Regions from separate parts of the Mus musculus genome. Here region 2 is linked to region 1. A link is a loop called in an ENCODE intact Hi-C map of the cell type or tissue named here. Cell type or tissue: left cerebral cortex. All regions are shown on one strand.

Evidence for each region. Hi-C counts contacts between places; a loop is a spot of excess contacts. Peaks named below come from ENCODE experiments on the same cell type or tissue, not always from the same donor. Only the 100,000 strongest peaks of a DNase experiment are listed, where the experiment ranks them.
Region 2: a loop joins it to region 1, with 2.6 times the contacts of the local background. A loop is called at or near these places in 11 of 42 quality-filtered maps.

Annotation. Positions count from the first base shown.
Region 1 is chr7:126,561,800-126,569,799 of GRCm38, forward strand. Eif3c (eukaryotic translation initiation factor 3, subunit C) reads right to left here and starts at 4,567. Exons shown (of 21, transcript NM_146200.1): 1 at 4,549-4,567; 2 at 4,280-4,420; 3 at 2,904-2,969; 4 at 2,617-2,806; 5 at 1,828-1,953; 6 at 1,444-1,498; 7 at 1,205-1,311; 8 at 767-891. The coding sequence starts at 4,380. It overlaps Gm24596 (a small nuclear RNA gene), which reads right to left and starts at 2,181; the gene lies at 2,075-2,181. Gm25579 (a small nuclear RNA gene) reads right to left here and starts at 5,350; the gene lies at 5,245-5,350. In left cerebral cortex, no CTCF peak of the experiment used is centred here; a DNase peak (open chromatin) is centred at 4,653; H3K4me3 peaks cover 1,396 bases; H3K27ac peaks cover 1,104 bases.
Region 2 is chr7:126,692,475-126,700,474 of GRCm38, forward strand. It overlaps Slx1b (SLX1 structure-specific endonuclease subunit homolog B (S. cerevisiae)), which reads right to left and starts at 3,309. Exons shown (of 6, transcript NM_029420.4): 1 at 2,951-3,309; 2 at 279-330; 3 at 1-185. The coding sequence starts at 3,129. It overlaps Bola2 (bolA-like 2 (E. coli)), which reads left to right and starts at 3,526. Exons shown (of 3, transcript NM_175103.3): 1 at 3,526-3,625; 2 at 3,709-3,806; 3 at 4,081-4,219. The coding sequence starts at 3,563. The coding sequence ends at 4,180. Coro1a (coronin, actin binding protein 1A) reads right to left here. Exons shown (of 11, transcript NM_009898.3): 10 at 7,783-7,998; 11 at 7,300-7,511. The coding sequence ends at 7,407. In left cerebral cortex, CTCF peaks have their summits at 963 (motif pointing left), 1,804 (motif pointing left) and 3,306 (motif pointing left); DNase peaks (open chromatin) are centred at 969, 2,313 and 3,374; H3K4me3 peaks cover 2,562 bases; H3K27ac peaks cover 2,296 bases.

The DNA of each region.
Region 1 (8,000 bases):
CTGATCAGTCTTGTCTCTCTGAAGCACGTGATGAAAAATGTTTCTGAACAAAATGCCTACCAACGCTCTTTAGCTTATATCTAGCCCTTTCTAATGTCGAGGAATTTACTGTTCCCTGTAGCAATGCAATTCAAACTTCTAAAACCAGCAGAGCATCCCAATGAGCACCAACCATGCAGTGTATTCCTTTAAAGGCATTATTCTTTCTCATTGAGCTCTTCCCCGCCTATCTTCCCTAGCCCAACCAGCTAAGACTGGTCACAGAGCAACCTCTGACCACTGCAGTTAAGTTTACAAAGGCTTGCTGCACTGCACGTACCATGCACCAAGAAGCAAGATTATCAGGAAGGGCAAACACAATAGCTAGCAGCTATCACTGAGTGCCCTCCACATGCCAGTCCTATACTGAACTGGTTCCCTACGCTACCTGGAACAGCTCTCCTGGGTGGTAATGCCCCTGTCCATTTCAGATGCAAGAACCTAAAGACTGAAAGACATGGCTTGCTGACTATCACATAACCATAGATGCCACAGTGAGATTTTTACTGAGTGTATGGTTAAATATTTGAACTCTGGAGCCTTCAAACCCTATCTATATTCAAGCCACACTAGCTTTGCAATCTGGTACTTGGTTCTAAAGCCCTGCTGTGAAAGGGGAGCAGGGGCTTCAACCTAAAGCCTCTGTGGAAGCGAAGGGCAACAGTGTCCGGATGATTAAAGGCTTTCACGCCCTCCCATGTAGCCTCCAAACCCATTACCTCCTTACTTTTTAAGGAACTTTGAGGCCAGAACAGTTTGTTTTCCTTCTTCTTCCTCAGAGTCTGAATCAGAAGATGTGGAGCTGGTGTCCCATTCTTCATCTTCAGAATCTTCAGAGTCCTCATCATCATCCTGTGAGGGAAGAGGATCAGGAGGAAGGCAAGGCACTCTGTGCTCCTCCCCGACACACATTCCAGGCATTACCCCTGACAGAATATGGAGTCAGGGCATCAGAGCAAACAGTCCATGTAACTCTGGATTACAAATCACCCAGGGGAGTCCCCACAGCTCCCCAGCACAGTGGGGAGCCTGGCAGTTGGATCCCAGTTCACCTAGTGTCTAACTCACTCTCTGAACCCAAGGGCACCATAAGATTACATTTCTTCTTCCCAAGACCTAAACATCCTGAGAGGAAATCACCCAGGATACACCTGGGATCGCTTACTTCCATCTTTTTGTGGAACTTCCGACTCTCTCCAGAAGATTCTTGCTTCTTCTTCAAGAAAGTCGTATTACCGACTCCGTCCTCGTCCTCATCCTCATCTGAAGAGCCTGGTAGGAAGTGGGAGGAAAAAAAGCCAGACACTGAAGGCCAAGACTGAAAACAGAAATGAGATCAAGAGAACCCATGGCATGGCATAGCATTGGGCCTTCTAACTATCTTCAATAAAGGTCTTCTCTCACCTTCGGAGTCTTCCTCATTCTTTTCTGCATCTTCATCTGCAGACTGCTCAGGGTTCTGCATTGAGGAAAATCAGAGAACTAAGATGCCTACCATAAGCCAAGGATGGTGGCCCATGCCTTGAATCCCACCACTCAGGAGGCAGAGGTAGGAGATCATTGGGAGTTCAAGGCCAGCCTGGTCTACACAGTGAGTTTGCTACAGTGAGACCTCCAACTCATCAATCACAAAAGAACAAAACGTCTGCCACATACAAGCCTCCTCCTTCTGAACCCGTCAGTTTGTTATGGTTCTCTCCTTAGCCATGTGTCATCTACCCATGCTCTGGAGTTTTGTCGGAGGATCAAACTCCTCCTAGTTCAAACCTTAGCCTCTGGCCAACTCACCTGCTTGTAGTTGGTGATGTGTGACTCGAAATCTCGGTTGTATTTCCGGATCTTCTGGCGCAAGGTACTCAGAGCCTTGGCGTTGTTTTTATTCATCTTCTTCTTTCCTTCTTTATCTTCCCAAAGCTATCAGGGGTAAAAGGAAGAATAGGGACCCGAGGCTAAGTGGCATTTTCAAAATGTAGGCTTTAAAATCCCCTCCCCTCCCGGGATCTTGCTATCTAGACACCATCTGTACCACTATTTTTTTTTCTTTTTAAGCTTCACGAATTTGCGTGTCATCCTTGCGCAGGGGCCATGCTAATCTTCTCTGTATCGTTCCAATTTTAGTATATGTGCTGCCGAAGCGAGCACAATCTGTACCACTATTAACCAAGACTGTTAACTAAGCAGCGCTGGGGACTCAATGGAGGCAAGCAGCCTACAGCTGACCTACACTCCAACCCAGGACTAGGAAGGCAGGGGTGGGCAGATCTCTGAGCTCGAGGCCAGCCTGGTCTACAGAGTAAAGTAAGTTCCAGGTTGGCCAAGACTATACAGAAAATCCCTGTCCTGGAAAAAAAAAAAAAAAAAAAAAACAAAGTAACGACAAGAACAACAAAAAACAGCCAAACCCCAATAAATATAGTCAAGCTTTTGCCCAAAAATAAGTTTTTCTCCTTGCTTTATCTCATTTTCTATTTTCTAGGCACCACTGTAGATAAGAAGGCAAAGAGCCCTGAGGAGAGCCCTGGCAGCAGGCAAGCAGCACAGCCAGGCCCACACCCCTCTGCATGCTCAGAGTCACACCTCATTAAGATAGTCCTCCAGGTCAGCCAGTATTCGGATGTAGAATCGGGGGACACCTTCCTTATCCACAATACTCTTGGCTTTCCCATAGGCCTTTCCCAGGAGCTCAAACTCTTCTAGACACTTGGTGACATCTCGAATCTTCATGGCATTACGGATGGTTCGTATGAGGTTGGTCAGCTCCTCAAACCTGGGTAGGAAGTTCAATACCAGATTGGCTGTGTCTGTCTATCATGGAGAAAACAATACCATCACTCCCCCTAACCCCTAACCTACGACAGCCTCACCTCTTGTCCTTGGCGCTTCGGACAACTCTCTTTGTATCCTCCTCATCCTCGCTCAGTAACAAAGGCCTGTATGAAAGGAACAGAGACCATTACCCTTCAGTCTTAGCTAGTGTTATTTCTCTTATCAGATGAGAACCGAGGCATGCATACCATCTTCTTCTCTGATCCTTGTTCTTCATACTCATCTTAAGCAGCTGCAACTCTAAATGAGGTCTCTTGTAAACCCTGACAGTATCTACAAGAATGTCCCCAAGAACAAGTAACAGAAGGCTTATAGACTGTATGAGACAACTGTCTAACAGCACATATGGCTACAAGTACCTAAGAAAGCAGCAGACAAAAGGCCCCCTAACTCTAACAAATGGGAAAAGCTCCAAGGAGCTGGTACCTAGCCAGATTCTAAAAAGAAACATTTCCCAAAATAGGAGAGGCCACTAGTTTTGGTGAATTCTAACACTCTCTTTGATTGTATTTTTTTCAATAATGGGTGAAAGCATTCAGTTAGCAACAGTGTCTCTATTATTTTCTTTCCATGGTATTAACTTTTCCTGACAATTTTTTTTTAATATGGGACAAGTGATAGTTTTTCCACTTTGGACAGTGTTATGCTATCGCAGTCACATGGATATGTCTGGATATTCATCTACAATTCTCTACAAGTCTCTGTGGAGCGCCGGGCGTGGTGGCGCACGCCTTTAATCCCAGCACTCGGGAGGCAGAGGCAGGCGGATTTCTGAGTTCGAGGCCAGCCTGGTCTACAAAGTGAGTGCCAGGACAGCCAGGGCTACACAGAGAAACCCTGTCTTGAAAAACCAAAAAAAAAAAAAAAAAAAAAAAGTCTCTGTGGAGGTAAGTATGTCTTAAAACCCTTCAGGTACACAGCAAAAACAATGTTGTTTTGAGAACTGTTTCAAAGTTCAAAAAGTTTTAATTTACAGAGATCGAGAAAAAGACAGTAAATAAAGATGAACACAGCAGTGTTTAGCATTTGGCACGCAGAGCCAAACGACCGGATTTCAGGGCCAAACTAACCAAGCACTGAGGGTTTCCCTCCATGAGTACAAATCATAACGACTAAGCTTAGTGGGAAGATTTACGATACGGGGAGTTTCCGAAAGCCACAGTCAAGGGGCGGGAAGGGATGCGAGAGATGGAATGTGGGCAGGAGTTACGAGGCTGCAGACTTGGAGGCCTTAAGAGCTGATGCAATACTAAGCAACGGAAAACCTCTCCTCCTCCTCGGTACCGAGGACGCCGAGGGCTCCCCCAGCTCGCTGCGAGAGCTCCTTTCTCAGACGCGCCCAGCCCATGGCTCCGCTCGCCCACCCGAGCCCCCGCAGCCCGCCAAACCCGTCCCCTCCGCGCCCCCAGCTCACTGTTTGCCGTAGTTCCCGGAGACCGGTTTGGTGACGAGCTCCTCCCCGGACAGGGACGACTCCGACTCACTGTCCGAGCCGGTGGTGAAGAATCGCGACATGGCGACGGCGCTGAAGGGCTGAGGCGCTCGCGGCCGGAACCTGAGGAAACCCGCGGCGTCAGGGTTTGGGGGCAACCGCGGCTACCATCTCCCGACCCGGACCCCCGTTCCCGCCTGCACGGCCTCCCCCTTGCCCTCCACGGAGCACGAGGCCCAAGAGACACGAACCAGCTAAGCTGCCGAGTCCCTCTGAGCAGGTGAGACAGGCACGACGCCGGAAGAGGAAAAGGTTGGGGGGGCGTCACTTCCCGGAAGCACCAAAGAATGCGCTAAATAACTACAATTCCCAGTGGCCTTTGCGCTATACACGGCCTGGGACGAATTAGTAGCCGAGGTTCTAAATCTTATCTAAACTAAGACTGACTGGCTGCTCACTAGGACCGCCCGGACTAGGCTGCAAGACTGACAATATAGAATTTAGTAACCGCCCCATGGTGCACGTCTGTAATTCCCTACACTAGAAAGGGTGAAGCAGGAGGATCATGGGTTCAAGGCCAGACTGGGCCAAAAAAAAAGAAAAAAAAAAAAAAAAAAAAAAAAAGCTAAGCTCTGAAGCCTGCGGAGGTGGCTCAACACCTTTAATCCCAGCGCTCAGGAGGCAGAAACAAGTGGATCTCTGAGTTCGAGGCCAGCCTGGTCTCCAGAGCGAGTTCCAGGACAGCCAAGAGAAACTATGTCTCGAAAAAAAAAACAAAAAACAAAAAAAAAAAACAAAAAAACAAAAAGTATTCTGGCCGCCCATCTTAACTTCAGAGTAAGAATCTAAGGGCTGGTGTCAGCTTGATGCCGATGTCCTGCGAGGTTTTGGAGGAGTGTCGTTGTTGTCATTTTGTTTTGTTTTGTTTTGTTTTAGAAAAGGATTTTAAAAATACGGAACGCTTTACAAATTTGTGTGACATCTTTGTGCAGGGGCCATACTAATCTTACCTTATCTTTCCAATTTTAATATATATGCTTCAGAAGAGAGCATGGTTTCTCAGGTTTAAGCAAACTTCATAGATCTTGAGTGTTGGAATCCTGTCTTTACCGTTTTCTTAGGCAAACTTTCTAACTTCTAATCTCTCTCTGCTCTTCTCCCTGTGCTACAAACAAAGGGGAATAATAGCACTTGTTCATTTGATATTAGGAAAATAAAATGAGAACATATGATGTGTGTGGGACAGTACCTTGTGCAGAATGAGCATATACTAGCTAGCCACTGGACCCACGAGGTGTTTCAGATGAAAAAGCACTTGTCACCAAGCGTAAGAACTTGAGTTAGTTCCCTATGGCCACAGAATAGAAAAAACAACTCCTGATAGTTGTCTTCTGACCACCTCCCCTGACTACCACCCTACCACCTCCCACCTCCCCCAATTCCTAGTGGCCTTTGCAACATACAAGGCCTAGATTTTTGTAGTACTGGGTATGGAACCCAGGGTCTAGATCCATACTAGGCAAGCATTTCACCAACTGATGTCTGGGGTGCCCAAAAATAAACAGTGAAGTATAATTCTAGCAAAATGGCACTGTTGGGTGGGTTTTATATAAAGACGGCCTTGAGGTCAGAGGCCTGAGGCTTCACCTTAGCCTGCTAGCCTGCTGGCAGTGTATGCATGTCTGTGTGCCTACCTCAGCGTGGCCCCAGTGCCAGTCTCTTGTGTATGCATGTTGCCTGCCAGAGTTCAGCTTCCAGGATTAGGTCCGTTTTTGTTGCTATGAAGAAACCATGCAAAAGCAAAGCAACGTATAGAAGAAAGACCTCACTGGGGATTACAGTTTCAGAGGATGAGTCCATGATCAACCGGGCAGGGACATGACAGCAGCCATGGCGCCAGAGCAGAAGCTGAGAGATGACACAGAAAGAGGCAGAGGGGGAGAGACACACAGAGAGAACTGGGAAGAGTGTGGGATCCAGACATACACCTCCTCCAAGGCCACACCTATTTTTTTCTGTTTTCTTTTTTTCCAAGACAGGGTTTCTCTTTATAACCTCAGCTGTCCTAGTGGAATTTGCCTCATAACCAGGTTAGCTTTGAGCTCTGAAAACCTCCAACTTCTCCCTCTGGAGTGCTGGGGTTAAAGGCATGCACCATCAAGCCTGGCAAGGTCACACCTCTAAATCCTTCACACATGTGATTATGTTGTGAACTCTACACACAACAACAGTTTTAAATGTCCGATATCTTTACTAATAGAGGAAATGCAAATCAAAACCAGAAGGAGATGCCACACTCACTATGGCTATACCAAGACAAAACCAAACCAACCCCCCCTACACACACACATACACACACACACACACACACACACACACACACACACACACACACACATGGAGAATAGCCAGTACTGTGAACCCCTATGAGCCCTGCTTAGTTGATTCCGTGGGCTGTTTTCTTGTGGTACCCTTGATCCTTTGGCTCCTACAATCCTTCCACCCTTTCTTTTGTTGGATTCCTTGAGCATCTCCTAATGTTTGGCCGTAGATCTCTGCATCTGCTCCTATCAGTTGCTGGATGAAGCCTCTCAGATGACGATTATGCTAAGCTCCTGTCTACAAGTGTAGCAGAATATCATTAGGAATCATTTCATTGACATTTTATTTTTCTTCCAATTATGTTTGGTTCTATCATAGGTCTCTGGCTTTCCAGTGTCTGGTTCCAAGCCTTTGGGCTTCCTCTCATGGCATGGGTCTCAAGTTGGACCAGGAATTGGTTGGTCACTTCCATGAGTTCTGTGCCACCTTTGCCCCAGCACATATTGCTGGCTAGACTGGTGGGGGTTGGTCTGGTGCTGCTACGTATTCAAATGCTAAATCTTGGCCCACAGGTGGCAGTCTGATGAGCACATTCTCACACCCAATGATGTCTTATGAATTTTACTCACCAATCTTTTCTGACTGGTTAAATTAAAGTGGCTACAGCCAGCCCCTAGGAAGCATAGAGATGGGAGGGGGGAGCGTTCCGTTACCACGCAGGGTTCCCAGGTAGGGGCCATAAGAGGAAGAAGGAAGGAAAGAGAAGAAGAAAGAAGACAGTAGGAGGTCTCCATTAGACCAGATGGAACAGTGTGGGAAGCCACATGTGCCGTTGCAGAGTGGCGCTGGCTACTGCTGGCCACCACGCATAAGTTTGGGCAAACAACCAATGTGTACATATGCAGTAAAGTTTTTTGCCAAGACACTGCCTGGCCCGGGCACGATAATGAGGTTCTGCAAGTATAACCAATCAGATGAGGAACATGCAAATGAGGTATAGTGCATAACCAATCCGGGTGTGAGACCCGCCTCTCCTAGGCCTATATAAGCAGCACCAGTTCTGGGCTCGGGGTCTCTTCGCCTCTGCAATCAAGCTCTCCCAATAAACGTGTGCAGAAGGATCCTGTTGCAGCGTCGTTCTTGCTGGTTGAGTCTGGCACACGCCAGAGAACAGGAGCACGTGGCTTAGAGAAGTGTCCCCTGAGACAGATTAATGGAGCAAAAATGACACCAGGGAGACTCAAACAGCAAGTACTTGGTGAGTGCATCTGGGAAATAGCCAGACTAGTGAAGAAAAAAGTTTAGGAATAGTCACCCAGTAATTGTGCTAAAACTGATTAAATAAATCGATAAGACACTGCCTTGGTTACTGGGGGACTGG
Region 2 (8,000 bases), 130 kb after region 1:
CAGAGTTCATGGCGGAAGTCAGGTCGCAGCCAACGCAGTGTTAGAGGAAGGCGCACCCACGGAGGAACTCGAAGCATGTGCGCCAGAACGCGCAAGTGGAAGGCAAAGGCAGCCTCGCTGCGCAGGCGCGGCCCCACGTGCGTCAGGCGGCGTGAAGCTTGAGGATGTTGCCAGGCCCATTCAAACTATAGAAGGGGACGACCCAAGACAAGGTCAGGGTGGTCCTGGGTAAGGTCCTCTAGATAAACCAGTCTAGCCCGCCCTTACACCTTTCTTACCCGAAGGGCGGCCACAGCAGACGGGAAACCGTGTATGATCAGCACCATGTCCCTTGGAAGGAGAGGGGCACGGCCAGTGAGTCCCCAACCCACCTCGACCCTGATAGAAACTGAATCCCTCCACCAGGCCCGTGCTCCAGTTCACACTGAGAGCACAACCACACCGCTTCACACCCGGCCATTAGAACTTGAATCTTTCACGGAGGCGTAAGACCCTGTATCTGCCAGTCTCAGGCTCCTCACCCCGTCCCTGATTCCTCTCCTTTGGAAGTTGTACTCTAGCCCCAGTCTTGTTGACCAGGGCCCCTATCTCCTGATCCCTGTCTTTAAAACAAATTTTGCTACTGTATATTAACTGTACAGAATAATAGGTTGCATTGATATTCTCCTACCTGTGTAATATATTTTGACATTACTTATTATAATCACCCCTCCCCCTTCTTTTTGGTCTTTTTCATTCCAAATAGTTCTCTTCCCACTTTCTCTAAATTCCAAATGAGAGAAAAGTTGAGCTATTTGTCTGTTATATCACTTAACATGATGATGTCCAGTTCCATCCACTTTCTCATAACTGGTATAATTTTACTCATCGTTGTGGCTGAATCAAACTGCAATGGCAGGAGAGGCACTTCAGTCATCTGGGCTCAGAACAGTTTGTAACTCCCATTCCAAGGGGTCTGGCGCCCTCTTCTGACCTCTACAAGTACTGCTGAGCTCAGTGCACTTAGGATTTAGTTAAAACACACACACCACATAAAAATAAAAGGTTCCTAAAAATCTGCATCTTGTATATGTCCCATTTTCTTCACCCACTCATCTGTTGATGGCACTGTGCTGGCTAGTTTTATGTCAACTTGACACAAGAGGGAACCTCAATCGAGAAAATTCTTCCATAAGATCAGGCTCTACACACACACACACACACACACACACACACACACACACACACACACACACATGCAAGCCTGTAGAACATTTTCCTGATTAACAACTGATGTGGGAGGGCTCAGCCATTGTGAGTGGTGCAGCCCCTGAGTTGGTGGCCTTGGGTCCCACCGCCTCTGCATCAGCTCTTGTTTGAGTTCCTGTCCTGACTTCCTCCAACGATGAACGTGAAGTGGAAACATAGAGGAATTTTAATCCAGCAACATGGCTGCTCTGGTAAGGAATCACATCCAAAGGCCCAGGTCTATATGATGGGGCTGGAATGCCAACACGGCCTGGACTACAGTATGATTTGCTGGAACGCAGACACGCCCTTTCATCCCTACAGTGAAGGTAAGGTGAGTTTGTAGACGCAGCCATGTTTGAAAATGACATCTAATTAAAGGGCAGATGTCCAACCTACATGAAAACAACACAGGAAAGAGAAGCTACTTAAGAGCAGAGAGAGGGGGCTGGTGAGATGGCTCAGTGGGTAAGAGCACCCGACTGCTCTTCCAGAGGTCCTGAGTTCAAATCCCAGAAACCACATGGTGGCTCACAACCATCTGTAATGGGATCTGATGCCCTCTTCTGGTGTGTCTGAAGATACAACAGTGTACTCATATACATTAAATAAAAAAATAATTCTTAAAAAAAAAAAAAGCAGAGAGAAGGGAGGGCTGTATGTGTATGGAAGTTTGGTCAGGGAAGTTTTACAGAGACAGGTTGTAGAGAGAACAAGCTAGACACCGGTGAAGACAAAAGGAGCCAGAGAATGAGAAGGAGCCAGAAGATTAGAACAGATTGTCAAGGCTAGTATGAGGCCAAGCAGAGCAATTCAGTCAAAAGCTGAGAGAAGCCGGATTGAATCAGCCATCTTGGAAGAATAGATTGTACAGAGGTTAGAAGCTTCCAGGGGTAGGCCTAGGGATAGTTAGAACAGAGAAAGAAACGCTCTGGCTCAGCCCAAGCCATATATTCACACAGCTTGGGTACGGCTCTCCTCTCACCCCTTCATCTGAGGAGATGAAAGCACATTCACATGGAAGTGTAAGCCAAATAAACGCGTTCCTCCCCAGTACGCTTTCGGTCCTGGTGACTCATCACAACAATAGTAACAATAGTAACAATAGTAACCCTAGGGGGCTGCAGAGATGGCTCAGAGGTTGAGAGCACTGACTGCTCTTCCAGAGGTCATGAGTTCAACTCCCAGCCACCACGTGCTGGCCCACAACCATCTGCGATGCATACAATTCCCTCTTCTGGCGTGTCTAAAGGCAGCTACACTGTACTCATATACATAAAATGAATAAATAGATCTTTAAATCTTTATTTTAAAAAATAGTAACCCTAAGATAAGGACCTAGGTTAATTGCATAGCATAGCTTTTGTATCTGATTTTTTTTTTTCTTAAATCCATTTATGTGCATGAATGTTTGGTACGTATGTGCAGAGATTAGAAGAGGGCGTCTGATACCCTGGTAGTGGAGTTACAAAGCAGCCCTAAACTTGTGCACTCGTAATCCAATTAAGCATCACAAATTTTAATCCAGCCATCGCAGAGTGTTGATATACATAAGGTGCCACCTCGCTGCTACGCTTGCTCTGGTGGCAGGCCAGGGACTCAGCACCGCCCCAGATCTAAAAAAAAAAAAAAAAAAAAAACCGGTCCCGCCTCTGTCACTCCTTTGCCCTAGCGGCCCGCCTCCTACGCGGAGCCTTCCGACCAGACACCCGCGCCTTCTTACCAGGGTCCTCGCCCGCTGGTCCGCCATGCTCCACCTTTCTTGCGACCCGCGTTGTGTTGCCGGACCCGACGAGCAGGATTGACAGTGAATCCAACGTAAACGCGGCCCCGATGCCGAGGGTTCTGGCAGTAGAGCAAGTAGACACCGAAGAAGCGCCCGGGTCTTGCTGCATGGTCCATCCGGACTTTCTGGGTTGAAGGGCCAGAGTTGGGGGTGGTTTCTGGGACCTCGGACCTCGGAAAGGGCTGGGTAGCCAGGACTGCAAAACCTTGGTTTAGGAAAAAGCACGGGAGAATGGTCCTGCAAACTCCTGGAAAGCCGGCAGAGCGACTTGCTGCGCCGCCTGCTGGCAGGAGGAGGGTGTGCAAGCGGAACCGCAGGACTGGCTGCCCTCCAGTCCGGCTCGGATTGGCTAACTGTTGGGAGGAAACCTCCCAAGTGCTGGGAATTCAAGGGAGCCAGGAGGCGGAAGTGCTGCCTTCGAAGCCGCCCTAGGAAGGGCGGAAGTGAGCGGCGTGGAGGAAGTGGCTGCAGTGAGGGCGGAAAGCGAGGTGGCGGGACCCGAGGCGAGGTTCTTTGCACGCTGGGCTGTAGCCCCGCCGGGCTGTGGTTATGGAACTCAGCGCCGATTACCTCCGCGAGAAGCTGCGGCAGGACCTGGAGGCAGAGCATGTGGTGAGTGCGATGCTGAGAGGTCGCGGGCGGTGGGGAAGGACTCCTGGGCGCGTGTTCCATCGTCCGGGTCTTCTGCCCGCTAGGAGGTGGAGGACACGACTCTGAACCGTTGCGCGACCAGCTTCCGAGTCCTGGTGGTGTCGGCTAAGTTCGAGGGAAAGCCACTGCTCCAGAGACACCGGTGAGCCCCGGGAGCCAGCCTCTCACCCAGCCAAGCCTCAGGCTCCGGATGGCAGCCCGGGCATCCGCTCGCCATGGGTGGGACCAACTCATTCCCAAAGCCCGGAGATGTGACCCATAGCCCCGAGGGTGCTCCTGCCTTTGTGATTGGATTCCTGTCCTCTCCTTGAATCCCCACTTCTTGGAGACGTCTCCGATCTCCTTGGTCACCCTAGCTTCGGAGCCCATCACTCCAGCTGAGGCCGCTCATTTCCCATTCCCTTCTCTCGCTCCAGGCTGGTGAACGAGTGCTTAGCCGAAGAGCTCCCGCACATCCATGCCTTTGAGCAGAAAACTCTGACCCCAGAGCAGTGGACCCGACAGCGGCGTGAATGAGGGGCCTAGGCCTGAACAGTCATTAAAATTTAAACCTGGCCCAGCTGGTCTCAGTGTGCTGTTTGAAGACCCTGAGGCCAAGTCACGGATGTGGCTTTTCCCTGACTCTCCTCCAGCCATTGTTTCAGCAAATTTGGATGGATTTCTTTCCTGAGCCCTCTAGGTCCCAACTTAAACAATGAAGATTCGGTTCTTAAGTCTGCCAAGGCTTTACTGTCAAACCCTGTGGTCTGTACTGTCACCAAGGTCAGACCTCAAAAAGCAGGGTGTTCCTGCTCTGTCAGCCCTCAGAAACCCTGAGCATTCTCCCAGGTTCCCTCACTCCAGGTTCCTGGAAGTAGCAGAGACAAGATACAGAATTTCTGTCAGTCTCTTCACAGGCGTACACACTCAGGAGGAGGGATGGACACAATGCACGCTGATGTTCAGTTCAGCTCTCCCACAGCTAGTTCCTCTCCACTGTGGATCTTTGCTTTGGTTTTGTCTTTCAGACAGGTCCCCATATGTTTCCCAGGCTGCTTGTAAATTCATGAGCTTAGGGGATCCTTTGGCCTTAGTCTTCCATGCAGCTATGGCTACAGACGTCCAGCACAATGCCCAGTCCTTCCCATATTGTCAAGGCTTGTCTCAGCCACCCAGTTTCCTGTCTCCATCTTCTCTTGATTTCATCACAGAGGTTGGTCAAGCTGGGATCATAGTAGTCAGTGTTCATGTCTTCCCTGTCCCTGGCATCATTTCCTGAACATTTTCAGTTCCTCTGGAGAACTAGTGATTCAGTCTCCTCACAAGGACCCCAAAAGAGCACCCCTTCACTCCCCAGTGATGGCCCTCCTCCAGTTTATAGGCAGAAGGGGCTTGCCCAGGATCACATGCCCTGTCGGGGTGAGACACAAGCTGGCAGGCAGAATTTTCCATTGTCTATACCCAGAAAACTCCATGGTGTGCTGAAGAGAGGAGGGCCGGGGTGGGGTCCTGGGTGTTCTCTGCATTGTATCAATTCAGCCATGGTACACTATAGAACCGCTCTGTCACCTCTGCCCTAGAGTCTCCGACCCTCTAGAACAGTTCTGTGCCATCCCAGCTCTACCCTCTGGAACCGCTCTGTGTGACCCCAGCTCTAGAGTCTCCCACCAATCAGGCACAGCAACTGCTGTCATATTGAGAATATCTTTAAAAGCATGCACTCATATAGGTAGTCGACAGTGCTAGCCTAGCATCCCTGAAGCCCCAGGTTCAGTCCTCATTACCATATAAACCAGGCATTGTGACGCACATGTAGAATAAAAGGTAGAGGCAGAAGTATCAGGTGTTCAGGACCACGGGGATCCGTGTGAAACGGTCACAGTGCACAAAAACAAACACCTTACTCCTATAGATAGGGTTTAAGAGATCTGTTCCTTCCTGTCTTCCTCAGAGGCCAGGTCCTCTGAAACCTACAGGCAATTCTCTGAGGCAGGAGGATGCTGAGAATGAAGTGGGGTTGGGGGGTCTTAGACCATGGTTTCGGAACTGCCAACCACTACCCTGTTCCATGTTAGCTCAGGGTCCGACTGTTTCCTTATTCGTTTGTCTTTATGGGATGTTGTCTGTTTTGTCAAGTTTTTTTTCCCTTAGTTTTTGTTGTTTGTTTGTTTTTTGAGACAGGACTCTCTTTGTAGCCCTGGCTGCCCTAGAACTCAGAGATCTGCCTGCCTCTGCTTCCAGAGTGCTGAGACTAAAGGCTTTGTGGGTGTTGGGATTAGAACTCTGGTCCTCTGGAACGACAGCAAGTTCTCTGAACTGCTGAGCTGCATCTCCAGCCCAAGTTTTGTTTTTACCTGTGTGTATGTGTGAGTGTATTTGCTTGCAGGTATATACATGCCTGTTTATGTGAGTGGAGGCCAGAAGAGGCCGTCAGGTATCTGTCTTCTGTCATTTTTTTTTTTTTTCCTTTTTCTTTTTTGGGTTTCTCGAGACAGGGTTTCTCTGTGTAGCCCTGGCTGTCCTGGAACTCACTCTGTAGGCCAGGCTAGTCTCGAACTCAGAAATCCGCCTGCCTCTGCCTCCCAAGTGCTGAGATTAAAGGCGTGTGCCACCATTGCTCAGCCTTCTGTCATTTTCAACTTATTCCTTTGAAGTAGTCTCTCTCTCTCTCTCTCTCTCTCTCTCTCTCTCTCTCTCTCTCTCTCTCTGAACCCATGTTTGCTTCTTCTTTAGGCTGGAAGCCAACCAGCCCCGAAATCCTGTTTTATCCACATCAGAGCTGGGTTGCAGGTATTTGCAAGGTTTCCCAGCTTGTAATGTGGATGCTGGGATCTGAGTTCTAATCCCTATGACTGCAAGGGAAACACTAAACCACTAAGTCAACCCTCCAACCTCCTGTTTTTGGCTTTATTACAGTTGTTTTTGAAACAGGGTCTCTATTCTAGGCTGGCTTTGAACTTCTGACCCTCCTGCCATCGCCTCCCCAGTGCTGAGATTATAGGTGTGGGCACCACACTTGGTTTATGCAGGGTAAGGAATCAAACCTAGGGCCTGGTGCTGCCAGCCAGGCCACACCCAAGCCCCATCTGGTTTGGTTTGGTTTGAGGCAGTATCTCACTTTATAGCCACTGTCAACTGAGTTTCTGGCTTGAACCCCGCAGCAACCCTCGGTCTCCCAAGTGTTCAGATTACAGACGTGAGTGGCGTCTGCTCTGCAGTCTTGTTATTTTTGTTCTTTGAGTCAGTAGCTCAAGGAGTTATCAGTGTGGTTGTTTGCAGGCTGTGCTGGAGTTGACCAGGAAATGCTAATTTGGGGTCAAGGCTAGAGACATAGCTAGAATGACAGCCTACATAGCATATTAACGGCTTTGGTCCAGCACTATCAAAGAAAACACGAAAAGTTTGGGGGTGACTGTGGACATTTTGGGGGCCCTAAGATAGGGATTTGGATGACTCAGACCTGCTCTGAGGTGGAGCTAGGGAACAGAGAACAGTGTCCAGCTCCATCCATCCCTGCAGGTATCATACCGGGCAAGGCCCTTTCCTCTGCTATAGTGTGAATTTGGAAGTGACCCACAGCCCGAATGGGGGCAGCGCATTCAGAGAACTCTCAAGGGGAAGCCTCGGGGCTCACCAGTTCACCGGAGTCTGAGAGGTACCAGAAAATAAAGCCGTTTTATTATTTTCGTCTTATTCACCATATGGCCTGAGGGTGGGGTGGGAGCAGAGGGGATGGCTGGCCCCAGATGAGGGCTCTGGGGTTCTACTTGGCCTGAACAGTCTCCTCCAGCCTGTCCAGGCGCTCTTGTAGCTTTTGCACTATGGCGTTCAGATTCCTCACGTCCTCCTCCAGCCTTGACACGGTATCCTAGGAGACCCAGCCCTGTATCAGGCCCAGCTTCTCTGTTGCTTCCTCTGACATCTGCTAGCCTTTCCAAGAGCTGCAAGGCTTGGGCCCTTCTTTCCCAGCAGATGCTACCCGGATTACTGCATGCCTATAAGCTTGCAACCTGGTTTCTAAGGCCTCCAGGTCACCCACTCCTTGCCCTTGGCTTGGGCATCTCTAACACTGGACTCTCTCCCCATGAGACATTGAGCACATCCATGCAGGCTTTGCCCCAGCCCCCCGCCCGCCTTACCGAGCTGGGCGTGCCGCTGGGCTCTGGTGTAGCTCTTCTGCGAGCGCTGTCCAGGCCCCTGTTGACCCTCAGCTCCCTGCTCTTTGGGGGCACGTAGCCATCCTTGAGGGAAATGAGGAGGGGGCCAGCATCCCGACCACCCAGCCATTCCTCAGCTGTGAGGGCAGGGTCGGGTCCTGCAGTGGGCGGATACAGGTCCTCCTGGAACAGGTCCGACT